Linked DNA regions of Homo sapiens: region 1 is linked to region 2. Evidence: chromatin contacts called from ENCODE Hi-C data. All regions are on one chromosome and are shown on one strand. Each heading gives the region's core, a stretch centred on a gene start or an enhancer-like site at or near the end of the contact. The rest is flanking DNA. Distances are from core to core; before and after follow the strand shown. Region 1 holds the start of PELI1 (pellino E3 ubiquitin protein ligase 1). Region 2 holds the start of CCT4 (chaperonin containing TCP1 subunit 4).

Region 1 (6,894 bases), core at 4,039-6,538, 2.3 Mb before region 2:
AACCTGTGGGCCATCTACCTCATTATTGTGGTTTGGTTTCAAAGTACTACATATTGACTGAACATTTGCTGCATTCCAAGCCTGGGCTAAGCACTTTACATGTATTTTCTCCTTCAAGAAAAACTAATTAAACTAATAGTAAATGATGCCCACACGAAAGATGCTGTATCCCTGGAATTTTAGTGACAAATATAGGAACCTCAGAACTATGTTGAAATGCTGGCAACACGTGGATCTACCTGATTCTGAGAAATATACTCTATTTCATGAAACTTCTATAGGCTTGTGAGTCTGATTAGGTTCAGCTATACATAACACAGTACAAAACAGCAATGTCTTTATACAACATAGAAGTTTGTTTCTTGGCTGGGTATGGTGGCTCACACCTGTAATCCCAGCACTTTGGGAGGCTGAGGAGGAGGATTGCTTGGGCCCAGGAGTTCAAGACCAGCCTGGGCAATATAGCAAGACTCTGTCTCTATTTTTTTAATATAAAAAATTTTAAAAAATAAAAACAAAACAAGTTTGTTTCTCACTTAAAAGAAGTCAGGAGGTAGAGTCCAGAGCTGGTATGTCAGCTCCATGGTCATTAGGGACATAGATTTCTTCCTTATTTCTGCTTCTCCATTCAAGCTTTTTATTCTTAAGATTTCATTTTATCTCCACTATTGACTTCTTAGCCACATCTGTTTTTTTCATTTTGACGACTGCTCTAAGGTTTAGCTTATGCATTTTTAACTCATCACGATTTACCTTCAAATAATAGTATAATACTTCATGTGTAATATAAGACCTTTCTATATAATTCCACTTCTTCCTTCCATCTTTTGAGCTATTGTTATCAAACTTTACATGTTTGAAGACTTCAGCTAGAATTTTGTCCCTTATATATAAATGCTGACAGAAATCTTTAATTATGAACCTGATAATACAGTCTTGTCATTTTTATTTTAAAGTCAGTTATCTTTTTTCAAAAAATTTTAAGTCAGGGGGAGAAGTTTTTTATAATTACTCATATATTTATCATTTCTGGCACTCTTCATTCTTTAATATAAATCCAAGTTTCCAAGAAGTTGCTTTAACATTTCTTGAGGTGCAGTTCTGCTGGTGACATCCTCACAGCTTTTGTTGTCTTAAACTTCATTTTTGAAAGATTATTTTCTCTAACTATAGGATTCTATGTGTCAGGGTGTTTGTTTGTTTGTTTTGAGACAAGGTCTCGCTCTGTCACCTAGGCTGCAGTGCAGTGGCGCATTCACAGCTCACTGCAGCTTCGACCTTCTGGGCTCAAGCGATCCTCCCACTTCAACCTCCGGAGTAGCTGGGACTACTGGCGTATGCCACCACGCCCAGCTAATTTTTGTATTTTTTTTGTAGAGACGGGGTTTTGCCATGTTGGCCAGGCTGGTCTCAAACTCCTGAGCTCAAGGGATTCACCCGCCTTGGCCTCCCAGAATTCTAGGATTATAGGCTTGAGCCACCATGCCAGGCAGGTTTTTTTTTCAGCACTTTGGAAATGCCTTTTCATGGTCTTCTGACTTGCACAGTTTCTGATTAGAAGTCTACTGATATTTGGCCGGGCGCGGTGGCTCATTTCTGTAACTCAGCACTTTGGGAGGCCGAGGTGGGAGGATCACAAGGTCAGGAGATCGAGACCATCCTGGCTAACACGATGAAACCCCGTCTCTACTAAAAATACAAAAAATTAGCCGGGCGTGGTGGCGGGCGCCTGTAGTCCCAGCTACTCCAGAGGCTGAGGCAGAAGAATGGCGTGAGCCCGGGAGGCGGAGCTTGCAGTGAGCCGAGATCGCACCACTGCACTTCAGCCTGGGCGACAGAGCAAGACTCCACCTCAAAAAAAAAAAAAAAAAAAAAAAGGTCTGCTGATATTTTGTGTTTATTCCTCTATACATAATTTGCCTTTTTCCTCTGGCTGCTTTTAATATTTTCTTATTATTGGTTTTCAACAATTTAATAGTGACGTATTTTGCAGTGGTTTTTGGGAGTGTGTGTTTACTCTGCTTAGGGGTCATTGAGCTGCTTGAATCTGTGGGTTTATAATTTTCATCAAACGTGAAAATATTTTCAGCTATATTACTTCAAATAATTTTTCTGTCACCCCTCTGACCCATCTTTCATCTGGAACTCCAATTACACAAATATTAGACACTTGGTATTATCCCATAGATCACTGAGACTCTGTTTTGGGGGGTATTTTTTCATTTTTTTTCTTTGTGTGCTTTCTTTTGGCTAGCTTCTACTGCTATGTCTTCAAGTACACTAATCTTTTCTTCTGAGTGTCTAATTTGCTCTGTGCCTAATCTGCCTCTGAGTGTTAATCCCATCCAGTGAAATTATTTCAGAAATTGTCATTTTAATTTCTAGAAATTCCATTTTTTATATCTTTGATTTCTCTCTTTCAGCATACTGAGCATACTTATTGTAATTGTTTCAACATTGTTGACTGCTAATTCTATCATCTCTGTCATTTGTGGCTTTATGTTGACTGACTCTCCTCCTGGTTGTAGATTACTTTCCTGCTTCCTTGTTATGTCCTAGTTCTCTTGCTACTTCCCAGGCATTTTCACGATCTTCCTGCCTACACCTTAAGTGCTGATGTTCTCTAAGGTGCTATTATTGACTCCTTTTTCTGCTGTGCATACTCTCCATGGGTGATCTCATCCATTGCCATAATTTCAACAGCCATTTATATGATGGTATATTCCAGTTATATCTTCTGCTGCCCAAATCTGTCTCCAGGGCACAAGAGTCATGTACATAACTGATCACTAGCTCATAAACACACAATCCAAAAATCTGGGATCCATCATTGGCTTCTTCCTTGCAGTAGACACTGTGGTCCACTTCTCAGACTCCATGCTTCTTTTTCTGAGTAATCAGCTCAATTTTCACTGGGATATTTGCACCTCCTCATCACAGCTTTGGTAGAAGCTGACTTCTATGGCTCTAAGGGTACGCACATGTCTTCATCCTAAGATAATTATCCTTGTGCCATCTCCTGGCAGCCATTTTTGGTTTATGTAGGGACATGTGACTAAATCATTGAGGCTTCTGGGAAAGGAGTTTTCTTTCCTTTACAAAAGAGCTTCCAAAAGTGAATCTTTTTCTTATTTCTTCTTGGACCTAAATAGCGAAACTTAAAGCTACACAAGTTGTTGGCAACCGTCATTTGACAATAAAGCTAACAATAAAGCAATTAAAATGAGGGAAAAAAAGTGCCTTTAATGACATCTCTGATTTGTTGAATCAGTCATCCCTATAGACTGCCTTTTTCCTGAACTTTCTAGCTAGATGGTTCAATAAATCTCCTTTATTGGTTAAGCCAGTTAGAGCTGGGTTTTCTGCTGCTTTCAACCACAAGCATCATAATTCATAACTTTACTTTTCCCTTCACCCCCAAACCTAGGCAATTAGTCACTATGTTCTATATTCTATCCCCTGAATAGTGTCTGATTACCCTCAGTTTTCTCTTCTGCCACTGCCTTACCTTAGTTCAGTCTCTCATGGTTTTTTCCCCTGTAATACTGTAACAGGTCCCATACATACCACACTCCATAGAGTGATCTTTCTAAAATGCCTATCTTATCAAAATTCCATCTGCTTACAATCCTTGTGTGGCTTCCCATTGTTTCCAGGAAAAGGTTCATGTTCCTTAGCATATTGTGCAAGATTCTTCATTACCTAAGCTGTCTCCCTTACCTTTTTCAGTGTCTCCTCTTGCCACTCCCCCAACTCCATTCTACTGCCAGCAATGCAACTATTTGCTGAACCAAAATACGTTTGGGTCTCACACCTTTAGGTATTTGTGCTTGATGCTCTCCCCAACACCACCCCCAATGCTCTCACCCACCTCTCTCTTCCTCCTCCCCTACCAAAATACACAAACATGTTAATTCCTAGTTATCTCAAGTGATCTTTGAAGCATTTCCTGATTTTGCCCACATCTGTGGGTAGCTTTGCATTTTCCTATTGTAGTACTTCTCAAATTAAGTCTATTTACCTGTCTCCTCCTTTGCATAGTAAGCACTCTGAAAATAAGAATGTTTCTTTTACATTTTTGTATCTCTATTTCTGGGGCTCAAAACAGTGCCTAGCACAAGTAGACACTCAACAAGCATTTTTTGAATGAGTGTATAATTATATAGTCTGTAGATATAAGGATTTCTGATCTTGAGACTCTCTGAAAGCCTTGCTCCAAAAGTGTGTCTGATTCCTAAGCATTAATCTTTTTCTTCCAGGGTGTGGGGTTCTAGGTAGGTGGAGAAGGAAAACAAAAGCGCTCAGGACGCGTTGCCTTTAGCTCTCCGGAGAGCCAGTAATGTGTCCTGCCTTTCTCCACCCTCCTCCCTACCACCTTTCCACACCTGGGTGCCCAAGATGGGTGTAGACTTAGCTGACCAGCCCAACAACATACTCATACCTTGGTTCAGACTTCTCTTATTACCAAACTAAAGTTGGCCAATACACATAAACAATTTTCAACTTGTCTTTTGAACGTATACTTTATGAAATTTGTATGTCTTAAAAATTGTAGGCCTTAAAATGAACGAACCCGGATTCTTTTATAGTAATCAAGTAAAATATAGGGGTCTTAATTCTGTACTTTGCCTTTGCTAATCTTAAAGTTAGATGTGACTAACTGAGCAAAGTAATTAATTACGGGACTTTGATAGTGGTGATATTCCTAAGTTTTATAACCTAATTGTTCAATTACTGGAAACAACTACATTTCGACAAGTCTTAGGTAAAGAAAATTGAATTTAGCCGGAGAAGATTCAATTGAGGGAAGTGAGGGACAGAGGTATTTGTGATTTAGGGTTTGTGGAAGATAAATTACGCAGCAGGGAAGACTGAAATATGGAGAGAAAGTCAGACCTCACTGGGTACTTATGACTGGTAAGGCTAGGAGTTGGAGGTGGAGAAAAGTAGGAAGGACCGTCTAAGGGTTGGATCCCCAACAACACCATAATACAAGACCGTCCTTGTTCAGCCAACAGCAGCACTGAACACGTTCGCTAAGTGTGTCGGTGACCATGGTAACGGTGGGAGGGGGCGGTCCAAACCTCGCCCTCGAGCATGCTCAGTGCAGAGCGAGCCTGGTAGGGTGCTGGACAACAATGAATCCCTTTTTTCTTCAACCGGAGAACTACAATTCCCAAGAGCCTTCTCGGTGCGGCGACACCGCCTTCCGCTGTGGCCCTGCCCGGTCCCCTCCCTCAGGCCCCGCCCCCCGGCTAGACCCCTCCCCTCCTTGCGAGTGTATGTCAGTGACCCAGAGGCGGTGTGAGGCGGAGGGACCGTCGGGGGGCGCCGCCGCCGCCTCCACTAGCAGCAGCGGCAGCAGCCCTAGTCCCGCGGTGCGGTCGAATTGGTCCCCAGCCCTCCGGGAGCGCACCACAAAGCAGCCCCAACGCCTCTCCCTGCGTCCGCGGCTCCTCAGCGCTCGGCTCCGTGGTCAACTTCCCCTCGCTGGGCTCGGCTGGCGGGCGCGGAGGGCAGCGGCGGAACGGCGGGCTGTCTGCTCGCGCTCCCCGCGCACAACACTTCACCCTCTCGCCTCGGGTCTCGGGGGCCGCTCTGGGATCCCGGCCACCAGCAATTGTCCGGTAAGTGTGACCGCGGGGCGCCGCGGGATGGATGGCGGCGGGGCCGCCGAGGGGCGCGGGGAGGGCGGGCGCGCAACTTCCTCGGCGGCTTCCCCGGCGGCCAGCAGCCGGCTCTCCCCGCCCGCCTGCGCGCCCCCGCTGCGGCGGGGAGCGGAGTTTGCGGCGCCTGCATCCCGCGCCCTGGCTCGAGGAAGCGCCTTTGTCAGGAACCGGCCCTACGCGGCCTCCCCCTCCGCCCGGGAGCGGGGCGCGCGGCGGCCAACTCCGAGCCCCGCGCCTGGCTGGCCGCGCGCTCCGGCTGCGAGAGGGGAGCTCTGCGGGTGGCGGGGAGGAGAGGGAAATGGGAGAAACAAAAGGGGCGGTGGGTTTCCCTTTTGTTTGTGCGGATCTGATAACTTCTTTTCCTCCCTTACATAACGCAGACTTCAAGTTAGTCATTCTTTTTATTGTTATGATTGTTGTCATCATCTCTGCGCGTCTTTCACATTTCCTTTCATCTTTGGATCTCAGAGCATTTTAAACACGCTAATTAATTTCACCCCCGGGTCCCCTAGGAAACAAGTTAATACGCCCGTTTCCCTAAGTGGGTAAACTGAGGTCGTGAAAAGCTCTCAAATTGATGGATACGCTTGATCTTCTACCGCGCCTCGTGTCTGAGTATATGAAAGCGTTTATGAGGAAGAACCCGTTCTCCAAAGCCCCGTGGAAAAGTTAAAGATGCTCATTTTACTTACAGGTTAACTGAAGTCCAAAAGATGTCTAGGTAATTGTTACGTAGTTCAAACCATAATTCTTCTTACATAGTGTTTGAATCTTAAAACCTCTAAAGACTTAGTGAAAAATGCTCCGAGTAGGGAAATTAATGTAAATCATAAACTCACGTCACCATCTACTTTTATTTTTGTACGTGCAGGTCTGTTAGAGGCAAGAGAGCAAGAAGGGGACAGAGGGCAGAGGTTTTTTAAAAATGTACATTTAACAGATTTTAATCACTACACACAAGGAAATGTGCCTTGGTTTTAACAGCACCAACAATATTCCTGTCGTTTAGTCATCAAACAGTATATCAACAAATGTTATTGAGAACTTTATTCATAAGGTGCTGGTTGTGCTAAAAACTGAAGCTTTATATATAAGAAAAGGTCATCTGTTTCGGTTCACAGGCTCTTTACTTTTTCTTACTCTGCAAAATGTTACTTTGTTTTCATTGCACATGATCTTTTGTTTCAGAAATGGCATTGTCCTTTACTGTGTCGAATATGTATTA
Region 2 (7,781 bases), core at 4,734-7,233:
GCAATAGTAACATGAAGCAGAGGCCTAGTTTCATTAAGTATATTTTGATTTTCTTAATTTTCCTTGAAACGTTTCTAGTCCACATTTACGTCACATTTCACATTAACAAATACAAGAAATCCTTGTATTTCTTGTAAACCCATACATTGGTAGTTGGATCTAGGAACTTGATTAATATTTTTTTTTTTTCATTCTTCCAGCAGGATGTGTATAAAGTCAGCTTGCCTCACTTTTTTAGGCTGGGAATGGTGACTCACGCCTGTAATCCCAACACTTTGGGAGGCCAAGGCGGGTGAATCACTTGAGACCAGGAGTTCAAGACCAGCCTGGCCAACATGGCAAAAACCCATCTCTACTAAAAAAATTCAATAGCCAGTTGTAGTTGCACGATACTGTAGTCCCAGCTATTTGGGAGGCTGAGTGAGACAGGAGAATCCATTTAACCTGGAAGGCAGAGGTTGCAGTGAGCCAAGATCGTGCTACTGCACTCCAGCCTGTGTGACAGAGCAAGACTCCATCTCAAAAAAATAAATAAATAAAGTCAGCTTGTCTTACTTTTTAAAAACAATGATGGGGTTTTGCTATGTTGCCCAGACTAGAGTTCAATGGCTAGTCACAGGCACAATCATAAGAGTGCATCCTTTAACTCCTGGGCTCAAGCTGTTCTCTTACCTGAACTTCGTGAGTAGTGGGACTACAGGCACACACCACTGTGCCCAGCTTGCCTTACTTTTTGTATTGTGCCCCACCACATCCTGGACCCCTAAAACAACACTCATGTCTTTTGCCCACAAATTTGCAATTTTTCTCAATTTTTTTTTTTTTTTTGAGATGGAGGTTCTTGTTGCCCAAGCTGGAGTGCAATGGTGTGATTTCAGCTCACTGCAACCTCCGCCTGCCAGGTTCAAGCAATTCTCCTTCCTCACCCTCCTGAGTAGCTGAGATTATAGGCATGTGCCACCATGCCCAGCTAATTTTTGTATTTTTAGTAGAGACAGGGTTTCACCACGTTGGCCAGGCTGGTCTCGAACTCCTGACCTCAAGCTATCTGCCTGCCTCAGCCTCCCAAAGTGCTGGGATTACAGGCGTGAGCCAAGGCGCCCGGCCTGTAACTCTTGTTAGTACTACAATAATGAAAGTTTAGTTCATTCCTGTTTTTCGATAGAAAACCTGGCTGTTTACTCACACATCACAAAACTTCTAAGTTTGCCAGCACCCTCCTTTGGCTTTTCCTCTTCCCATTTTCATTTTTATTTGTTTTTCTTAAACTTTTAAATTTTTATTTTTTACTATTGCCAACAATCAACCTCTTCCCATTTTCAGACAAATATTTTAACTGGGAAGGTTAGAAAGTAACAAAAATGTTAACTAGAAACCTTTCTAGGAAAATTAGGAAAATCAAAATATACTTAATGAAACAAGGCCTCTGCTTCATGTTACTATTGCAAGCTAAACTTAAAAACATAGAATGAGGCCAGGCATGGTGGCTCACACCTGTAATCCCAGTACTTTGAAAGGCCAAGGTGGGCAGATCACCTGTGGTCGGGAGTTCGAAACCAGCCTGGCCAACATGGTGAAACCCCGTCTCTACTAAAAATACAAAATTAGCCGACCACGGTGGCGCATGCCTATAGTCCCAGCTACTCGGGAGGTTGAGGCAGGAGAATCACTTGAACCCGTGGAGCAGAGGTTGCAGTGAGCTGAGATTGCGCCACTGCACTCCAGGCTGGGCGACAGAGCGAGACTCCGTTTCAGGGGGGAAAAAAAAAGAACGATGCAAACAGTAAGGCTTAGGAAAACGGGGCTTAATGGTGGTCTCGATAATAAACTAATGCAGAGAAAAATACAAAATAACAACAAACACTGTCTTTGAATTGGAGTAAAACCTAAGAGAGATAAGATACATACAGCCCTCTCTTCTTTTCTTTTCTTTTTTTTTTTTTTGAGACAGAGTTTCCCTCTTGTTGCCCAGGCTGGAGTGAAATGGCACGATCTCGGCTCACCGCAACCTCCACCTCCCAGGTTCAAGCGATCCTCCTGCCTCAGCCTCCCCAGTAGCTGGGAATACAGGTGCATGCCACAACACCGGGCTAATTTTTTGTATTTTTAGTAGAGACAGGGTTTCACCGTGTTAGCCAGGATGGTCTCAATCCCCTGACCTCAGCTGATCCACCCTCCTCCGCCTCCCAAGGTGCTGGGATTACAGCATGAGCCACCGCACCTGGCCCCTCCTCTCTTCTTTTCTAACCTTAACCAGTTCCTGGCTCAGTCCTATTATTGAGGGTCTAGGACATCGTGGGCTATTCATTCTAAAGAGAACCTTCATTTGGATGGCTGACAAAGTATTATTGTTTTGTAAAACCTATTTCATAAATTATTAAGGAAATTGTATTGTTATTGCCAACATTCCCACATATGCCTTACGTCTGCTTGGATCTGACAGGAAAGTATTTTTGTTTGTTTGGTTTTGTTTTGTTTTGGAAAGTATTTTTTAAATATAGGAAAGCTGGCCGGGCATGGTGGCTCATGCCTTTTATCCCAGCACTTTGGGAGGCCAAGGCAGGCGGATCACCGGGTCAGGAGATCGAGACCATTCTGGCTAACACGGTGAAACCCCCTCTCTACTAAAAATACAAAAAACTAGCCGGGCTTGGTGGTGGGCGCCTGTAGTCCCAGCTACTCAGGAGGCTGAGACAGGAGAATGGCGTGAACCCGGGAGGCGGAGCTTGCAGTGAGCCGAGATTGTGCCACTGCACTCCAGCCTGGGTGACAGAGCGAGACTCCATCTCAAAAATAAATAAATAAATAAAAAATAAATATCAGAAAGTTTTAAAAACATTTTTACCCTTCATTAGCAACAGTGCTTTGCTTAAAGTACTCTACACAAGTGTTTATGTTTTTGTTTTGTTTTGAGATGGAGTCTCACTCTGTCGCCCAGGCTGGAGTGCAGTGGCATGATCTCGGCTCACTACAACCTCTGCCTCCCGAGTTCAAGTGATTCTCCTGCCTCAGCCTCCCGAACAGCTGGGATTACAGGCATCTGACACCACGCCTGGCTAATTTTTGTATTTTTAGTAGAGATGGGATTTCACCATCTTGGCCAGGCTGGTCTTGAACTCCTGTGATCCACCCACCTTGGCCTCCCAAAGTGCTGGGATTACAAGTGTGAGCCACCACGCCCGGCCATGTTTAGGTTTTAATATTTGTTGAAATCCCATTTTAATGGAGAAATAATGTACATTAACACTCTGATGAAAGCCGATGTTTAACATTTATTTACTGCCTAATCCCACGAACAAAAATAATTCCAATTTCACAGAAAAAGAAATGTTTGTAACTTGAAACATTTCAGATACTTAAAGCATGTCTCAAAACTTTAAGACTCTCCCAAGAAGCCAATAATGGCATCTTCCAAATTCTGCTCTGTCCTTTATGGCTGACAGATCGACTCCTTACACTGGTAGAACTAGTAGTTTAGTAAGCCCCTAGAGATCATCTAGTTCAACCCTCCTATTTTACAGATGAGGAAAATGAGACCCAAAGGATTTAAGTGGCCTTCCTTAGGTCACATAGCTAATAAGTAGCAGAGCTATTAATAAACTCAAATCCAGTATTTTACATCCCAAAATTAATGCATTTCCTCATCACCCACTTGTTTCCAACATATTACATCAGTTGTCTAAACAAATAACCATAGAATTTATGTGCTACTTGGGAGTATTCTGGTCCTCTGAAGAGAAGTCGGCCTCAGAGGTTTATGGATCTTCATTTCCTAGTGCTAATATCCTTCTTTTTTTTTTTTTTTTTTTTTTGAGACAAAGTCTTGCTCTATCACCCAGGCTGGAGTGCAGTGGCGCAATCTCGGCTCACTGCAACCTCCACTTCCTGGCTTCAAGGGATTCTCCTGCCTCAGCCTCCCGAGTAGCTGGGATTACACCCCCGGTTAATGTTTTGATTTTTAGTAGAGACGGGGTTTCGCCACGTTGGCTAGGCTGGTCTTAAACTCCTGACCTAAAGCGATCCACCCACCTCGGCCTCCCAAAGTGCTGGGATTACAGGCGTGAGCTACTGAGCCAGGCCCCTAGTGCTAATATGCTAAATGTGTGTTAAAGAACAACTTGGCGAGGTGGCTCTCGCCAAGCCTGCAATCCTAGCACTTTGGGAAGCCGAGGCGGGCCTATCACCTGAGCTCGGGAGTTCGAAACCACCCTGTCCAACATGGAGAAACCCCGTCTCTACTAAAAATACAAAATTAGCCGGGCATGGTGGTGCATGCCCGTAATCCCAGCTACTGGGGAGGCTGAGGCAGGAGAATCGCTTGAACCCGGGAGGCGGAGGTTGCGGTGAGCCGAGATGGTGCCACTGCTCCAGCCTGGGCAACAAGAGTGAAACTCCGTCTCAAAAACAAACAAAAACAAACAAACAAACAACACCACCACCACCTCATAATTACAAGATTAAGTACCTTTGAACATTTGTTTCTGAACCTACCACACGCAACTGTCACTTTGCAGGTGCTTAATAATTGTGAGCGAACATTCAACAAACCTCATTTCATAAACTTCCCTACTGAAATATAGTGGTCATAGGAGACCAGCAGTTTAGCTCATGGCTTCTGGTCCTTGCTTTGTATTGGAATACTGCTTCTATCTACTGACTCGTTTACCCTGGGCTTCAGTTCCTTCTTTGGGCTCCAGTTCTCTCACCTTTTAAGTAAAGGATTATTGTGAGGACTAAACGAGATATAAAACGTGTAAAGGTTTAGCACTGTGCTTAGCAGATAACGGAAATAAATGATCTTTATTATAATGTTTACGTTCCCTAAGAGTCAGTGGCTACGTCATGCAGGAGACACTAGTGTAGAACAAGCGGGCGGTGGTAACTAGACAGACCTGATTTGGCAGTCTGTCAAACCTCCACCACCCAGTATCAACCAATACGAGATAACTAACCTCGCCTCATTCCAAATCTCCCTTTTCTGACTCCCTTTCAAAATGAACAAAACTGCATAAAATGCAGGTCTATGTGGCCGGGCAAAAACAGACTCAGTCATATCCCTTAGAGAGTTATTCCGGCGCCCACCCCACCTCGCGGATAGATCCAGCCGGAGTTAAAGGAGGGCACCTCCGGGTGGGCGCGGTGGCTCACGCCTGTAATCCCAGTACTTTGAAACGCTGAGGAGGGTGGACCGCTTTGAGCCGGGGAGGTCAGACCAGCCTGGGCAACACAGCGAAACCCAGTCTCGCTATGTTTCGAATACAAAAATTCGCTAGGCATGGTGGCGGGCACCTGTCGTCCTGGCTAGTTGGGAGGCTGTGGCGGGAGGATCGCTTGGGCCCCGGAGGTCGAGGCTGCAGTGAGCCAAGATCGCCCCACTGCACTCCCGCCTGGACGACAGAGCGAGACTCTGTCAAAAAAAAAAAAAAAAAAAAAAAAGGCCGGGCTTCGTGGCTGACGCCTGTAATCCCAACACTTTGGGAGCCCGAGGCGGGTGGATCACCTGAGGTCGGGAGTTCGAGACCGGCCTGGCCAACATGGTGAAACCCTGTCTCTACTAAAAATACAAAAATTAGCTGGGCATGGTGGCGGACGCCTGTAATCCCAGCTACTCGGGAGGCTGAGGAGGATCGCTTGAACCTGGGAGGCGGAGGCTGCAGTGAGCCGAGATTTTGCGCCACTGCACTCCAGCCTGGGCAACAGAGTGAGACTGTATCCAAAAAAAGAAAAAAAAAAAAAAAAAAAGGAGGGGACCTCATAGCCGTGCAAGGTGGAGTGAGGAAATGCGGATGTCCTCACCACTCGCCTTTAAAATCGCGCGTTGTCATTGCTGCCTCGCGTAAAGGTTCCCCCGGCGCTCTTCACCCACAGCGCCCCGGGCGTACAATCTCGCCAGCCCGGAGCCCACCGCACGCATCCTCCTCGCCCGGCGCGCAGCGGACAGCCTCCTACGTCACGCCAGCGCCGCGCGGCAAGGAAGGCCCCCTTCTCCGCCTCCGCCTCCTCCCGACGCCGGCGCCGCTTTCTGGAAGGTTCGTGAAGGCAGTGAGGGCTTACCGTTATTACACTGCGGCCGGCCAGAATCCGGGTCCATCCGTCCTTCCCGAGCCAACCCAGACACAGCGGAGTTTGCCATGCCCGAGAATGTGGCACCCCGGAGCGGGGCGACTGCCGGGGCTGCCGGCGGCCGCGGGAAAGGCGCCTATCAGGACCGCGACAAGCCAGCCCAGATCCGCTTCAGCAACATTTCCGCCGCCAAAGGTATCACTCTCATGGCCTGACCCGCGGCGCCGCGGGGTTGTGCTCTGCGCTCTCATCGTGGGCTTGAGCGGGTTTGGCTCATTTCCCATTTCTTCGGGTGATCCTCTCTTGTCCTCCCTATAGAAGCAGCCCAGTGGAGGGATCCTTATTTCTGTTTTTCTGCCGATGATCGCCAACCCGGAGTATGGAGGCCTTTGGACTTGCCCCATTTTGCATCTTAATCTCCCTTAGTTTTTCATCCTGCACTGTGCATCATTCATATTGGAGCCGAAAGCAGTTCAAAATGCCGAGGATTGCATGCAGTCTTCACTAGGGATCTGACGCTTGAGGGCTGTCGCTTATTGCTTATTGGAACTGGTAGAATGCACAGTATCTTTCAGCTTTGTTATTCTTATTTAAAGAACTATTAAATAAACTTCACTTGGCACAACTGTTGAGACGAATTGGGTGAACTCTCCGAGTCTAAATTGGGGCGGGGCCCATTGTACTGGGATGGATGTGGGAACCGACTTACGTGTCGTGTTTGAAATAGTTGCGGAAAAGTTACGTTGATGTCGTCTCCGCATGTGCAGTGAAACATAGGCAAATCAAGAAACAATTATTTGTTTTTTTTGTGGAAGTGTGTGGCACACGTTGGAAATCAGGAAGACCAGAGTTTCATTCTCTGCTTCCGTTACTTCATGTCTTAGTGACCTGTAACCTCTGTGCCAAAGATTCACTTATAAAATTGGAGGAAAATGTTTGCTTTTTAGAGTTAAGATTAAGAGAAATCGAGTTGAAATAGAAAAATCTGGAAGGAAAAGTCAGGACAGAGGTTTAGAGATCTTGCCCGAGTGTATATTGAGTATAGTAGTTCTTTTGGGTTGGAGAATAGTAGTATGTTTACAGAAGAGGTGAGATTAGAAAGCTAGGTTGGGGCAGATGTTAAAGGCCTGGTGTCCTGGAAAGTATTTGGCTTAATCTCCCCCAGCTATGGGATCATTTCTTTTTAGCCATCGTGTAGGCTTGCTGTGAGGATTCAGTGAGAAAGCATATAAAGACCCACGTATATAAAGTACACCTTACATGTGTTTGCAGTCATCAGCCCAAGTAACTGGGAATGTGATGGCGCTAAGATAGGTAACGCTGGATGTAAGAAAAAGTAATAGTTTCTAACTTGTCCTAATGAGTTGGAAAGGTCAGAATGGCCAGATTTAGGAGTCATTTGTAAGTTTAGGAGATAATACACCTGGAAACGAAGGTTTGTAGGATAATTGTCTAGGGACCATAGTTGAAGCTTACATTTATTAGATTAGGAACAGAATGTTGAAAGATAAATTTTGGGTCGGGCAGGGTGGCTCACGTCTGTAATCCCAGCAATTTGGGAGGCTGAGGCTGGCGGATCACATGAGGTCAGGAGTTCAAGACCAGCCTGACCAACATGGAGAAACCCCGTCTCTACTAAAAATACAAAATTAGGTGGGTGTGTTGGCGTAGGCCTGTAGTCCCAGCTACTCGGGAGGCTGAGGCAGGGGAATAGCTTG

What was found. Hi-C counts contacts between places; a loop is a spot of excess contacts on that map. Pooled maps may share reads with other maps.
Region 1: a map of ascending aorta shows a loop between it and region 2 (13-fold over the local background). The contact joins the promoter of PELI1 here to the promoter of CCT4 in region 2. A Hi-C loop is called at or near these places in 3 of 168 maps with a recorded cell type or tissue (CD8-positive, alpha-beta T cell, ascending aorta and naive thymus-derived CD4-positive, alpha-beta T cell) and 10 of 50 pooled maps.

The regions. Positions count from the first base shown.
Region 1 is chr2:64,142,814-64,149,707 of GRCh38, reverse strand. PELI1 (pellino E3 ubiquitin protein ligase 1) reads left to right here and starts at 5,288. Exons shown (of 7, transcript NM_020651.4): 1 at 5,288-5,627. RefSeq lists silencers at 5,061-5,120, 5,211-5,400, 5,481-5,550, 5,691-5,760, 5,771-5,840.
Region 2 is chr2:61,886,858-61,894,638 of GRCh38, reverse strand. CCT4 (chaperonin containing TCP1 subunit 4) reads left to right here and starts at 5,983. Exons shown (of 14, transcript NM_006430.4): 1 at 5,983-6,258. The coding sequence starts at 6,132. It also overlaps a transcript of COMMD1 not described here. RefSeq lists enhancers at 4,714-5,273, 6,213-6,292, 5,834-6,393, 6,394-6,955.